2 separate regions of the Homo sapiens genome follow, and region 1 is linked to region 2. A link is a contact called in ENCODE Hi-C or POLR2A ChIA-PET data. All regions are on one chromosome and are shown on one strand. Each heading gives the region's core, a stretch centred on a gene start or an enhancer-like site at or near the end of the contact. The rest is flanking DNA. Distances are from core to core; before and after follow the strand shown. Region 1 holds the start of EXD2 (exonuclease 3'-5' domain containing 2). Region 2 holds the start of PLEKHD1 (pleckstrin homology and coiled-coil domain containing D1).

The links. Hi-C counts contacts between places; a loop is a spot of excess contacts on that map. ChIA-PET counts read pairs that join two places held with the same protein, here RNA polymerase II (POLR2A). Pooled maps may share reads with other maps.
Region 1: a loop to region 2 is called in a pooled map, with 2.4 times the contacts of the local background. The contact joins the promoter of EXD2 here to the promoter of PLEKHD1 in region 2. A Hi-C loop is called at or near these places in 2 of 50 pooled maps. POLR2A ChIA-PET finds 5 or more read pairs at or near these places in 2 of 52 experiments (OCI-LY7 and Panc1).

Annotation. Positions count from the first base shown.
Region 1 is chr14:69,188,673-69,195,529 of GRCh38, forward strand. EXD2 (exonuclease 3'-5' domain containing 2) reads left to right here and starts at 2,826. Exons shown (of 10, transcript NM_001193360.2): 1 at 2,826-2,919. The region is part of intron 3 of GALNT16-AS1 (GALNT16 and EXD2 antisense RNA 1); the gene reads right to left. RefSeq lists a silencer at 3,047-3,236.
Region 2 is chr14:69,479,856-69,486,671 of GRCh38, forward strand. PLEKHD1 (pleckstrin homology and coiled-coil domain containing D1) reads left to right here and starts at 4,873. Exons shown (of 13, transcript NM_001161498.2): 1 at 4,873-5,259. The coding sequence starts at 5,111.

The DNA of each region.
Region 1 (6,857 bases), core at 1,576-4,075, 290 kb before region 2:
GCCACTGTGCCTGGCTAATTTTTGTATTTTTAGTAGAGACAGGGTTTCACCGTGTTGGCCAGGCTGGTCTTGAACTCCTGACCTCAGGTGATCCTCCTGCCTCAGCCTCCCAAACTGCTGGGATTACAGGCATGAGCCACCGCACCCAGCTTCATGATTGATTTCTAACTTAATTGCAATGTAGTCAGAGAATGTGATCTGTATGATAGCAATTTTTTGCAATTTGTAAAAAGTTGCTCAATAGCCTACATTTTTAAAAATTATTTGATTTTAAAAACAGCAACCAGTTAGATAATCAATGGCCTAAATCAAAATTAATTTTCTTAAATCTTCCCTGTAAATGTGAAAAGTATATTTGAGAACAATTTGTGTTTTCACATCGTTGAGGACATAGTTCTTTTCTTTGTCTTCCTCAGGAATGGAGGGTTCTTTACATAGTTCTATACATGCTCCTTAGAAAAGGTTAATTAATTATGTCAGACATTCCCATAATGACTGGTGATTCTTGGATGTCTTCTCATATTTAAAAGTGAGAAACTGTATTTTAAAAGCTGATTAGAAATTCTGTATGCACAGATGAGTCTTGTTGACTGGGCCTTAATGTAGAGTGATTGCTTGTGAACCCAGACAGTTCTTTATGAAATCCTCCAAATGTCAATATTCTGCTATTCTTTTTGTTTTTAATTATTAATTTTTGTGGGCACACAGTAGATGTACATATTTATGGGGTACATGAGATATTTTGATACAAGCATACAATGTATCTGCCATTCTAATCTAATTTCTATCTTTTAAAATTGTATCTTTTTTTTTAGTTTGGTACTATGTCCTTTCCTGTTCTTTCTTCTTTGGGTTAACAAACTTTTCACTCCTTTACTATCATTTTTAAAAACCCTTTTATCGAAGTATATATGAAACCAGAAAAGTGCTCACAAATATAACCTGAACACACATGTAAAGCCGCACTCAGATTAAGAAATAGAACATTATCAGCACTTCGTGAACCTCCTCATGTTCCCTTCCAGTTATTACTACCCTAAGATTAATCATTATATACAGTGACTTCTAATAGCAGGGATATTTGGGTAGTTTCCCGTTTGGGGCTGTTGAAAGTATGGGTATGAGCTTTTTTTTGTACATGTCCTTTTGGTGAATACATGCAGACATTTCAGTTGCATATATATAACTAGGAGTAAAATTGTTTTTTGTTGTTTTTGTTTTCGAGACAGGGTCTAGCTCTGTCACCTATGCTGGACTGCAGTGGTGTGATCACAACTCACTGCAGCCTCAAACTCCAGGGATCAAGACGTCCTCCTGCCTAAGCTTCTGGAGTAGCTGGGACTACAGGTGCACACCATGATGCCCAGCACTTTGGGAGGCCGAGGTGGGAGGATCGCTTGAGGCCAGGAGTTCAAGACCAGCCTGGGCAACACAGTGAAAATCCCTAAAGTGCTGGGATGACACGTTGAGCCACTGTGCCCCAGCTAGGGGTGAAATTGTTGGAACAAAGTCTTTTCACATATTCAGATTCAGTTGATACCGCCAAACAGTTAAACAAAGTGATTGCATCAATTTATGTTCCCTTCAGGAGCATATGAGAGTTGTGGTTGCTCCACAATCTTGCCAATACTTGACATTTTCTTTTTCATTTAGCTATATCTCATTGTGGTTTTAATTTGCATTTCCTCTTTATCCTTTGTTTTTTAAGTGTTTCAAGATGGAGCAGATAAAAATTCAGGGAGTTAATCCTCTATAATAGCTGGAAATTTCCCCCATGGGTACTCATTCAATGGAATTTAAAACATTTGCCCCTGTATTGAAGGCAATATAGTATAAAGGATGGGGCCACATGCTCTGCAATCAGAAATATGAGGTTTGATTCCTAACTCCGGTGCTTACTTGCTGAATTACCTTGAGGAAGTTATTTAACCTTTTTCTATTTTATGTAAAACGGCACTAATAATAGTACTGCCTCACAGGGTTGTTATGGGGATTAAAGGAGAAAAAATAAGTAAAATGCTTTGCAAAGTTCCTAGCAACAGGTGAGCACAAAGTCAACAAATGGTAGCTATTATTATACCTTATATTGGTTATTTATGCACATCTCATTTCTCCTTCTGTTTTACACATTCCATGAGAAAGGAAAAGCATGCATGTAGCACAGATTAACTGCCTCACATATAATTGCTAATAAAGACTGATTGGATGAACGATTTAATATATAAACAAAAAGTATTGTGGTTATCGCTATAAAAGATGGCATAGGTTGGGCATTCACGCCTGTAATCCCAGCACTTTGGGAGGCCGAGTTGTGAGGTTCGCTTGAGCCCAGGAGTTCGAGACCAGCCTAGGCAATGTAGGGAGACAGTATCTACAAAAAAAAAAAAAAAAAAAAAAAAGGAGGGTACATAAAATTATTATAGTGGCTATAGGATAATGTGCACTGCTAATGAAGACTACATTATTTAAATACAGTGTCTTTCCTTCTATTTACTGTTATCGTTTAGCAGAAAAACAGTACGCAGGATACTAAAGAAGGAAAATTCGATGTCCCATATTACATTTGTGAGAGTTCTGGAGGTTTCTCCCTTCAAAGCCAAAACCAAAACACAAACATACCATCCCAGTAACAAATGCGTCACTTTTCTGAAGAAGACGTTAAGCCCTTCCAATTTTAACAGATCCTTTGTTCAACAGAGGAGAGAGACTGGGTAGGCATCACCTGCCCCAGTAGCTTCCGTACAAAATGGCGTTGCCCGTTCCCACACGCCAGCTGGGATTACGTCCTCCAGGCCTGTCGCAGGAACGGAAGTGGTTACGGCCCTAGTGAATCCGGGTGGGTGCGCGCAGGCGGCCGCACAGGTTCCAGGTCTTTAACGTGAGCCCGCTGCAGGTGTGCGGCCCAGTCCGAGACAGCAGGTAAGTGAGGCTCAGAAGCCGGCGAAGCCTTGCACCAGGATTGTGCGCGGGGCAGGGGGTGCTTCCAGTGCAGACTAAGAGGGGTCGTGGAGCGGGGGGATATTACCGTGTACGGGGGTGACATTGCGGGGCCCCCGCTGTCCCGGAGCGAGTTGGCCCTGCCCCTCTCCCCGCCCCTCGGCGTGACCCCCTCGCCCCCGTCGCACACGGCGGGGCGGTTCAGCACCCAGGTGCGCAAGGAGGGCCTCACCCCTGCCCGCGGCCTCCCACGCCCTCCTTGGGCCTCTCCTTTCGACCCCCTTACCCTCTCCCTGGGAGACTCTACCAGACCTTCGAGGCTGCGTGTCCCAGTCAGCTAAAAAGGAGGCCCCGCCCGCGGCACCTGGTAGCTCCTCGGGCGCTGCGGGTTCGACGCGGCAACAGCTGCTGTTTTCTCTCCTGGATTCGTGTGAGCCGCCACCCTCGCTACCATCCCTGTCCTCCCAGACCACACCCTGCTCTGGGCCTTGCCGGGAGCCACCTCTTTGGCTTTTCACATCCCTGGGATGGATCAAAACTAAGAACCTTAATCATTATTTATTACAAAATTGACATCTGCTCCTTAAAATACAAACAAACCAATCCCCCGATAAGCTTTTGATATGATTCCAACATTCAAACTCCTTTATATACCCTCTCCTCAAAAACACAAAATTGAAATTATACTTTATTTTCTTAGTTCTGTTCCAAGGATAGAAGGAATTGAAAGGTTTTGTTAATCATAGGAATTAGGAAGTGCGGGTTGGGGCGCAGCGGGGAAGATGGATTAAATTTGGTCAAGTTGAGCTTGTTTTAAAAATGTATTTTTAAAATATTCTAGTTATAGTCCGTGCATAAAGCCTTGTAACAAAATTATGTAAAAATTTTAAACACAGATCTTTCTTAGCTTGATGTTCTTGGTGGTGAGGGTGGGGAGTGTGGAAGACAGATCCTCTTTGATTTTGTTTTTTTCCATCTCCACCTTCTTTACCAGTCCCTTTCCCACAAAATAAGAACTGTTGTCAGTTTGTGTGTATTTTTCTTTGCATTTATTTGACAAGTATGTGTACGTATAAGATATATGTTTGTAAGATTTCGCTTTAAACTTTTACAAATATGCATGTTTTATGCATTACACAACTTGACGTTTTATGCTTAAAAACGGGTCTTGGAATTTTTTCTTTGTCAGTACCTAGAGATCTACCTATTCTTTCTACTTGCTCTGTAAATTCCATGGTTATGTAAGATTCCATAGATTGTTTCCAGTTTTTCATTGTTAGACACAGTATGGCGGAGAACATCCTTCCCACACACCTCTGTGAGAGCCCATGTGAGAGCATTTCTCAAGGATGGGTACCTGCAGGTGGAATTGCTGGGTGGGAGAGTATGGGGATTTAGGAATGCCAAACTGCCACCCACGGTGGATAATAATTTCCTCCATTCTCTCTCTCTTTTTTTTTTTTTTTTGAGACAGAGTCTTGCTCTGTTGCCCAGGTTGGAGTGCAGTGGCGTGATCTCAGCTCACTGCAGCCTCTGCCTCCCAGGTTCAAGCGATTCTCCTGCCTCAGCCTCCCGAGTAGCTGGTATTACAGGCACCCGCTACCACGCCTGGCTAATTTTTGTATTTTTAGTAGAGACGGGGTTTCACCGTATTTGCCAGGCTGGTCTCAAACTCCTAAACTCGAGTGATCCGCCTGCCTTGGCCTCCCGAAGTGATGGGATTACAGGCGTGAGCCACCGTGTCTGGCCCACCATGCTCTTTTGATCATTTAATGGTATCGATCTTTTTTGTTTTTGCCAATCTGATGGATGGAAAAGTGATTTCTCTTTGCTGTTTTAATTTGCATTCCCCTGATTACTATTGAGATTGAACATCTTCATGATTGTCAGCCATTTGTATTTCCTCTTTTGAGAAACATCTCTTTCTATTGGATTGTCTTTTCCTTATTGATTTATAATAGTATTTTATATGTTCTGGATTTTGATCTTTTGTTATTCATATGTGTTTATAATATTTACTCCCTGCTTATTGCTTTTTTAAGTTGTTGCTTGTCTTTTAACTATATGGCATCTTTGTTGAAACAAAGTTTAAAATTTTAGGTTTTAATTTATCAGTCTGTTATGTGTGTGTTTGTATTTTGTGGCTATCATTCCCAATCCGAGTGGTTCTTAAATGGCAGAGATTTTTGCTCTCGGGGTTATTTGGCAATGTCTGTAAACATTTTTTGTTTGTTCCACTAGGATGGTGCTGCTATTGGTTATCTAGTGAGTAAAAGCGAGGGTGCTGCTAAACATCCTACAGCGCACGGGAAAGCTTCCCACAACAAAGAATTTCACCAGCCAAAAATGTCAGTTGTGCTGAAGTTGAAAAATCCTTCTCTACTTTTAGAGAGAGGAGGGTTTTCTCCTAAAGCTCTGTTTTCTCCTTGAAGTTCTTCTTGTGGGAATAGTTTTTTTTCTTTAATTCCTCTGGAATTGTGTGTGTGTGATTGTTGTTTTCCAAATACTGTCACCTCGAACAGTCAGTCCATTCTTTTTTTTTTTTTTGAGTCAGAGTCTCGCTGTGTCGCCCAGGCTGGAGTGCAGTGGCGCGATCTCAGCTCACTGCAACCTCTGCCTCCCGAGTTCATGCCATTCTCCTGCCTCAGCCTCCCAAGTAGCTGGGACTACAGGCGCCCACCACCTCGCTTGGCTAATTTTTTGTATTTTTAGTAGAGATGGGGTTTCACCGTGTTTGCTAGGATGGTCTCGATCTCCTGACCTCGTGATCCACCTGCCTCGGCCTCCCAAAGTGCTGGGATTACAGGTGTGAGCCACCGCGCCCGGCCTAGTCAGTCCATTCTTGAACCATTAATCCGAAATGCCACACTTACCATGTACTAATTTCTTTTTTTTCTTTTTAATTTTTATTTGTAGAGATAGAGATGAGTTTTTGCTATGTTGTTCAGGCTGGTCTCAAACTCCTGGCCTCAGGAGATTCTCCCCCATCAGCCTCCCAAAGTTCTGGAATTATGGACATGAGCCACCTCGCCTGGCCTCATGTGCTCATTTATCATACAGGATCTGTTTCTAGACTGTCTTCTGTTCTATGGCATACTTTTCTATTTTGCTGGACCAATACCACAACATCCTATATTAAACTATATGTTATATGTTGACATTAATAGGGTAAATACTCCATCATGATTATTATTTTATTGGAAGTCATATACTATATCAGCTCATGTACTCTCATTTAAAAAACAATATTTTTGGTTATTATTAGTTTCTTTTCCAGATTAATTTTACAGTCAACTTGTCAATTATTTTTTTCTTTTAAGAGATGGGAGCCGGGCGCGGTGGCTTACGCCTGTAATCCCAGCACTTTGGGTGGTTGAGACGGGCGGATCACCAGGTCAAGAGTTTGAGACCAGCCTGACCAACATGGTGAAACCCAGTCTCTACTAAAAATACAAAAATTAGCCGGGCGTGATGGTGTGCGCCTGTAATCCCAGCTACTCAGGAGGCTGAGGCAGGAAAATCACTTGAACCCAGAAGGCAGAGGTTGCAGTGAGCTGAAATTGCACCACTGCACTCCAGCCTGAGTAACAGAGCGAGACTCTGTCTCAAAAAAAAAAAAAAAAGAGAGATGAGGTCTCACTCTGTCACTCAGCTGGAGTGCAGTGGCAGCCTTGACCTCCTGGGCTCGAGTGATCCTCCTGCCTCAGCCCCCCAAGTAGCTGGGACTACAGGTGTGTACCACCACACTGGCTAATTTTTGTATTGTTTATAGAGATGAAGTTTCACCATGCTGCGCAGGCTGGTCTTGAACTCCTGGGTTCAAGTGACTCACCCGCCTTGGCCTTCCAAAATGCTGGGATTACAGGTGTGAACCACCACACGCAGCTCCAAATCATTTTTTAATGGCTTTATTGAGAAGT
Region 2 (6,816 bases), core at 3,623-6,122:
CCCGCCACACACACAGACTATTTTATAGAGGAGGGGAAGTTGAGGACCTGATAGGTCAGTCTCCATTTGTTTGGCAAATTGAAACAGGAAATGGCAGCACCTGAACAGAGGCTAAGCGAGGACAAACCGATTCAGTAAGCATTTGCTGAGCACCCACCACATGCCCTGGACTATGTCTTCAAGGACCTCCAAGTTTGAAAGGGAAGAAAACACATACAGAAAAACTCCAAACAAGGCAGACAGACGTGTGTTAGAATGGGCGATGGACAAAGATCCACGGGAAGACAGAGGAGGGTATGGTTTCAGCTGAAATCGGTGCCACAGCCTTGTGCAATCTAGGGCAGGAGCCTGAATGGTGGAAGGAGGCTTGGAGGAGGGAAAGGGGTTCCATGGATGACACTTGGTGCTGCAGCAGGGCCTGGCCTGGAGCTCAGGTCTTTCTGCCTCTTCTGCTTCTTGGCCCCTCAGGGATACTTGGGCTGGGCCCAGCTGACAGACAGATGCCGGTGCTGAAGCCAGAGTCGCAGCATTCCTGGGTCCTTCACTTGGCACAAGCCTGGAAACAAGTAGACACGACGTGGCCTGCCTGAGGGTGGGGTCAGGGACAGAGGGGCAGGGAGCTGAGGAGTTGGCACTATGGGAAGAGCCACTTTTGTCCAGGTTGCTGGGAGCTTCTGTGGCTCATGGTAGTCCAATAACGATGACTCCAGGTGACCTCTGTCACCATTTTCTATTAGGCAATGTTTCCTGCCCATTCCTGGTTTTAGTGGGCTAAATAATACCCTTGTGTATAAGATTTTTTTTTTTCTTTTTTGAGACAGAGTCTTGCTCTTGTCTCCCAGGCTGGAGTGCAATGGCACAATCTTGGCTTACTGCAACCTCTGCCTCCCAGGCTCAAGCAAGTCACCTGCCTCAGCCTCCTGAATAGCTGGGATTACAGGCATGCGCCACTATGCCTGGCTAATTTCTGTATTTTCAGCAGAGATGGAGTTTCGCCATGTTGGCCAGGCTGGTCTCAAACTCCTGACCTGAAGTGATCCACCCATCTCGGCCTCCCAAAATGTTGGAATTACAGGCATGGGCCACCACGCGCAGCCTGAAATATAAGATTGAAGAGATGGATTCCCTACGGTATTCACACATTTCCTTACCATGGGCTAGTCACTTAAAATGGCCATGCTAATATTTGTTTTATGGAAAAGTGGGGACTATCACATCTGCCTGCAGACTACGGATAAAACAATATTATAAAAATGTATGTTCAAGCCTGGGCAAGATAGTGAGACCTCATCTCTTAAAATAAATAAATAAATAAAAAATAGCAGGATGTGGTGGCGTGCATCTGTAGTCCCAGCTACTCAGGAGGCTGAGATGGGAGGATCACCTGAGCTCAGGAGGTCGAGGCTGCAGTGAGCTATGATCACGCCACTGTACTCCAGCCTGGGTCAGAGTGATACCCTGTCTCTAACAACAACAACAAAAAAATATGTTCATTAGGAGTCTATCCCTGAGCACAGCTAAAATTCTGTAGCACTCGTAGAATTGCTTTGTCAGTTCTACAGGAAATTGAGCCCTAGGTGAGTTGGCAATTGAGAAAAATTCCTGAAAAGAGAGGAAAGACTGAAAGTGGTCTAGTATTTCCTAGACTGCACTTCACTTCACATGACAGTGTGCTGCAAGGTGAAGGGGAAGGGCTAAGGACTCAGGCCAAACTTCAGCTTGTCACTTTCCCTCATTCAACACATATTTAGGACCTATATCATGTTCTGGGAAATTACTAGCTATGTGACTTACGTAGACAACGCTTTTGAACTTTATTTTTCTCATCTGGAAAACTAAAAATAATATGTATGTACCTCATAGGTCTATAGTAAAAATTAAATGAAATGTGTCTGTTGTAAATAATGTATTAGAACATCAGCTCTGTGTCTGAGCAGTGTAGGGCACTTAGGGATCCTGAGTTTTCACCCCTGACTGGTCTCACTTACTTCCTGGCAAGATTGGGCGGCCCTGACCCACTTGGTCTAGCGCACAGGATTGGCACCTGGCTTGTTCTGTCTTCTGTAGAACTCAGCCAGGATTTCAGCACGCCTACCAGCTGAGGTAGAGAACACAATGGAAGCAGAAACAGCTTCTCCCAAGGCTGACCTGGTGCAGTCTGGGCTGGTTAGTCAAGGGGAACAGAAACCACTCAAGTATCTAGTGGTTGATCAAACTCCAGCTGTTTGCCTCAGAGCCTTCCTTTCACCCAGCCTTAACTGCTATTATCTGAGGTCTATTCATACGTCCTGTATGCAGAGGGAATAGGTAAAGATTGGTTGCTCTTTGTCATTGAAGAAACCTGTGCTTCACTTCTCTTATTGAAGGAATCAGCCTTCCCCAGGATTATCTGGGCTCACTGGGCCCTACCGTGCAGGACTTCTTTTGAATGATTGCAGGTATCCTGCCTTTCTCTGGCCCACATGGCTCACAAACTCACCACTAGTCCTCATCACCAGCAGCCATAAGCTGCAACTGACCTGACTCAGCAGAAAAGAAATGAATGTACTAAAAGGATATTGGGAGAGCCAGGGAGCCAGGCCTGAGGCAAAGCTTCCAGGAACCATATCTAAGAAGTGCTGCAGAAGCTGTTGGATGAGAATGCTGCAGCTGCCCCTGAGTTCTTGCTGCTGCTGTTTGTGCACTACTAGGAGCCCACCTCCCCATGACTGCTGTGGTACCCACCACACATGCTGCTGCCACCCCAGGAGCACACAGCTGTCACCCAAGGCACGTCAGATGCATGTGCCACCATGTTCCCTTGAAAAGTGCAAGCCTGTGTATGCTTTTTCCTCACATTTGTTACCTGCAACTCAAAGTCAGGGGCCCTTGACTGGTGAACTCCAGACCACAGGCTCCTAACACAAGTTTTCTAGCTTTCATCTTAGAAAAGCAGGACACCTGTAATCCCAGCATTTTGGGAGGCTGAGGTGGGAAGATCACTTGTGGCCAGGAATTCAAGACCAGCCTGGGCAACATAATGAGACCCCCATCTCTCTAAAAAAAAAAAAAGAAAGAAAGAAAAAAAGAAAGAAAGAAAAAAGAAAGAAAAGAAAAGCAGGGCTCCTAAAGTGGGAAGATTTCCAAGCATTAGACCATGTGTCAGAAATAGACAAAAAATATACAGAAAATGTCCACTTTGTACTCTGGCCCCGGGCTCTCATCATCTTCCCAGTCCCACCTCCTCCCACCTGATGGAGCCAAGCCCCGGGCCCTGTGTTAAGGCTTGGCCTGAGATGTTCTGCATGGGGGCCTGAGCCATGAGAGAAGTGCAAGGAATTCAGATGGGCACTTCTTGACAGTGAGCAACAAGGGGATGCTGTCTGAGCTTGGGAACCCCAGAGGGGGTTAAGGGAAGAGTACCAGGGTGATGATTAGCTAGAGTCATAAAATGGGGAGATCTAGCATGGCCTTGGGGAACATCTAGTGGGCGTCACACATCCAAATGCCTGCAGAGGGGCCAGGCAGGTCAGACAATAGGGGATGATGGGGCCTGTGGGGATGCGCCTTTAGGCATTACATTCAAAGACTTAAGTCTACTGTGCAGAGGTGGTAAGAATGATACAAGTGGTTGTTGTTGGGGGGCTGATTGACTATAAAGGGGCATGAAGAAACTTTCTGCAGGTGATGGAAATGTTCTGTCTGTTGCTTTGGGTGGGGTTACATCTTATATACCTTCATCAAAGAAATAACTTAGATGTGTGCATTTTACCATGAAGTATACCTCAATTTAAAAACTTGGGGCAAATTCATAAAGCAATGTGGATCTGGCTCTCGGGCTAACCATTTGTAAACTTCTGTTGCAATCCGACTTCCAGAGGCGTCCTTGGCTCCTCATCTTGGAAAAGCGCGACTGCGGCGTGGTCTGGCGGGCGGCCGCTCACTGCGCGGTCTCCACGCCTGGCAGGTGGCGCGGGGCAGGCAGCTGTGCCAGCCTAGCATTTCCACCTGCCGGGAGGAGGCGGTCCCCTGGGGCCCGGCCGGCATCTCCCTGGCCTGAAAATGAGCCGGTCACCCCAAACGCCAACTCCGAAAGGAGCGGAAGCGGATGGAACAGCTGGTCCCAGGGAGCGCGGGCCAGGCGCGCAGATAAATCACGGACACACACTGCACGGATAGCTCCAGACTGGCGTTGAGTGCCAAATGCCGACACAGACACGGTCAGGTTCCAGGAAGAGAAATCCGATCCGATGCGCGCTAGGCGGCGGCGGCGGAGCACAGTGAAACCCACCTGAGGGGGAAGGGTTGGGGGGAACCCAATCTTGATGGAGCCCCTCCCCATGCGGGCACTTTGGGCACTTCCTGAAGTCCTACCTGGCCACCCGCCTGCCCGGGGCATCAGGCATCGCCACTTCACTGGGGAGAAAAGCCAGACCGCCGCAGTTCACGGAGCGGTAGGAATTGCGGTGGAATTCCAGGCCGGAGTGTGTGACCCTACGCCCTAGCTCCGTCCTCTCCTCCACCCCGAGGCGAGCAGGTGTCTGCAGGAGTGCCTCCAACCCCATTGCAAAGCGGACGTGGCCCTCGTCTCGATGTCGGCGCTGCTCGCCGAGAGGGACCCCGGGGTGGTGTTGGGCGCGCGGGGCGGGGACGGGGACGCGCTGCGGCCAAGTCCCCGGGCCCTGCGACCCGCAGGGACCTTCTGGACGCACGGAGCCCGGCCCTCCAGCCGGCGCCCGCCCTGATTGGCGCCCGAGGCCGGCCTCCCGCCGGCTCACCTGCCACTCCCAGCCAATCGGGGCCACCAGAATTGGGGCTGTCGCCGGGGGGGTGGGTGGCTAGGGCGGGAGGGGAGGAGATGCTGCCGGCCCGAGGCTGAGCCACCCTCCCCGCGGAGTTCCCGCCCGGCCCTCTGCAATCCGGAGCCCAAGCCGCCGGCTACGCGCCCTGCGCCCCCTTGGTGCCGCGTCCAGTGCCCAGCGCGCTTTGATGCTGCAGCTCCGGGCCGGGCCGCTCTGCTTCTCTGCTCGCTGGGACGCTCTCCGACGGCTCCGCCCTCGCCTCTCGCCCCGAGTCCCTGCTGACCCCGGGGAGGTGGGGTCCGGGCCGGGCACAGCCCCGCTGAGGCAGGATGTTCACGTCCAAGTCCAACTCGGTGTCGCCCTCGCCGTCCCTGGAGCAGGCTGACTCGGACGCCCTGGATATCAGCACCAAAGTGCAGCTCTACGGCGTGCTGTGGAAGAGGCCTTTCGGCAGGCCGTCGGCCAAGTGGTCCCGGCGGTGAGTGCGCCCCCGCGCCCCAAGGAGACCGCCGGGGAGAGAGCCTGGGCGTCGTTACCCCTCCCACCCCCTCCAGTCGCCGTCGTGCCTCTGCTTTCCTGTGTGACCTTGGCGTCACCCCTTTTCACTCTACACTGGCTCCCGCAGGAAAATGTGGACCATAGTCTGGGCCGGGAGAATGGAGATGGGGCCCCTGCCCTGGGGCGGTGGCAAATTCTCTATGGAATGAACCTGACCCTCGAGTGGGAATGTTGGGTGTGGGCAGAAGAGACCGTGGTCGGGGTGGGATCCCAGCTAGGTCAGATCAGGCCAGACTGAGGGGAGGCAGAAACTCCATCTCTAGCCAAAGATGCCCCCAACCCCGGGACCCCCACTGTCAATTCCATCGTCTTCACAACCCCTGACCCAGGCCGCGAGGACCGGGCCTGAGTGTCTCCCTCCCGCCAACCACCCACCCTTAAGACGGAGAGGGACCTGGCCCTTCTGAAAGGCTCAGGCTAAGGAGGGAGGAAGGGCCAGGAAGGGTGCTTGTCCATGGGGAAGTGACCTTGGCAACCCCTCCAACTGTCCCTTGAAATAATTTTTTTAAAAGTGAGCACAGGGAAGAGAGATTCTAGTGCTTCAGACGGAGGAGCTGGAAAGGAGGGAGGCAGCTGGAGTGAAGGAGGGGATAGATTGGTTCTGCCAAGGATTGATCCTCTGAAAGGGGTGGTGGAGAGAGACAGGGTAGTCCCAACCATCCTTCAGCCCCAGCTGCCTGGTCCCCAACTCAGACGCGACTCCGCGGACATCGGTAGCCACTCTCCACTTACAAATTAGCCTGGGAGGTATTGAGGGAAGAGGGAGTTCACAGCCCTGGACTTGCAGGAAGCTCCCAACTGGCTGCAGGTGCTGTGGGCCATTTTCTGGACAGTTTCCACTCTCCAGTCAATTTCAGTTCTGAGATTCACTACTGGTATGGCCTGGAGAATGCAGACCCTGTCCAGCCCTTCCGCGGAGGTGTGACCCTTCCAGGAAACCAGGGGTATCCAGATGCCCCTTCCCCATCCCACACTCTATGAGTCTGCCCCTGAGCAGAGGGGGCCTCCAATGTTCCCAGGACCACAGATCATGTGGATGTGGTAGTGGTGGGTGCTGATGTTCTGTTCTGATGAATAATTTAATGTTTCTATAAGACCGCAGAACAAATGGAGCTGTGGACAGTAGCTCACATTTTATATCTCTGGTTTCATGTTGTTTTGTTGCTTCTGACAGGTTTCTCTCTGGGATTTAATGGGATACAGGCTTCTTGAGTTCCTCCAAAGTTCAGCTTATCTCTGACCCCCTAAATGAAGGCTTGGAGCAACATGGAGTGTATTTGGGGAGCTTCCAGTATTGTGCTATGTGAGCTACAGCCCCCAGGGCCAGGAGAGCTGGGGTGGAAAGGCTGTGTGTAGATTCAAGCACAATTAGCAGAATATCTCCCCCCACCACCCATCTTTCTTCTGCCTCAGCAGCTCCAGATAGTTAATCTTTCTTTTCTATTGGGTCTGGCTGCTGTTCTGGGTCCTGTCAACC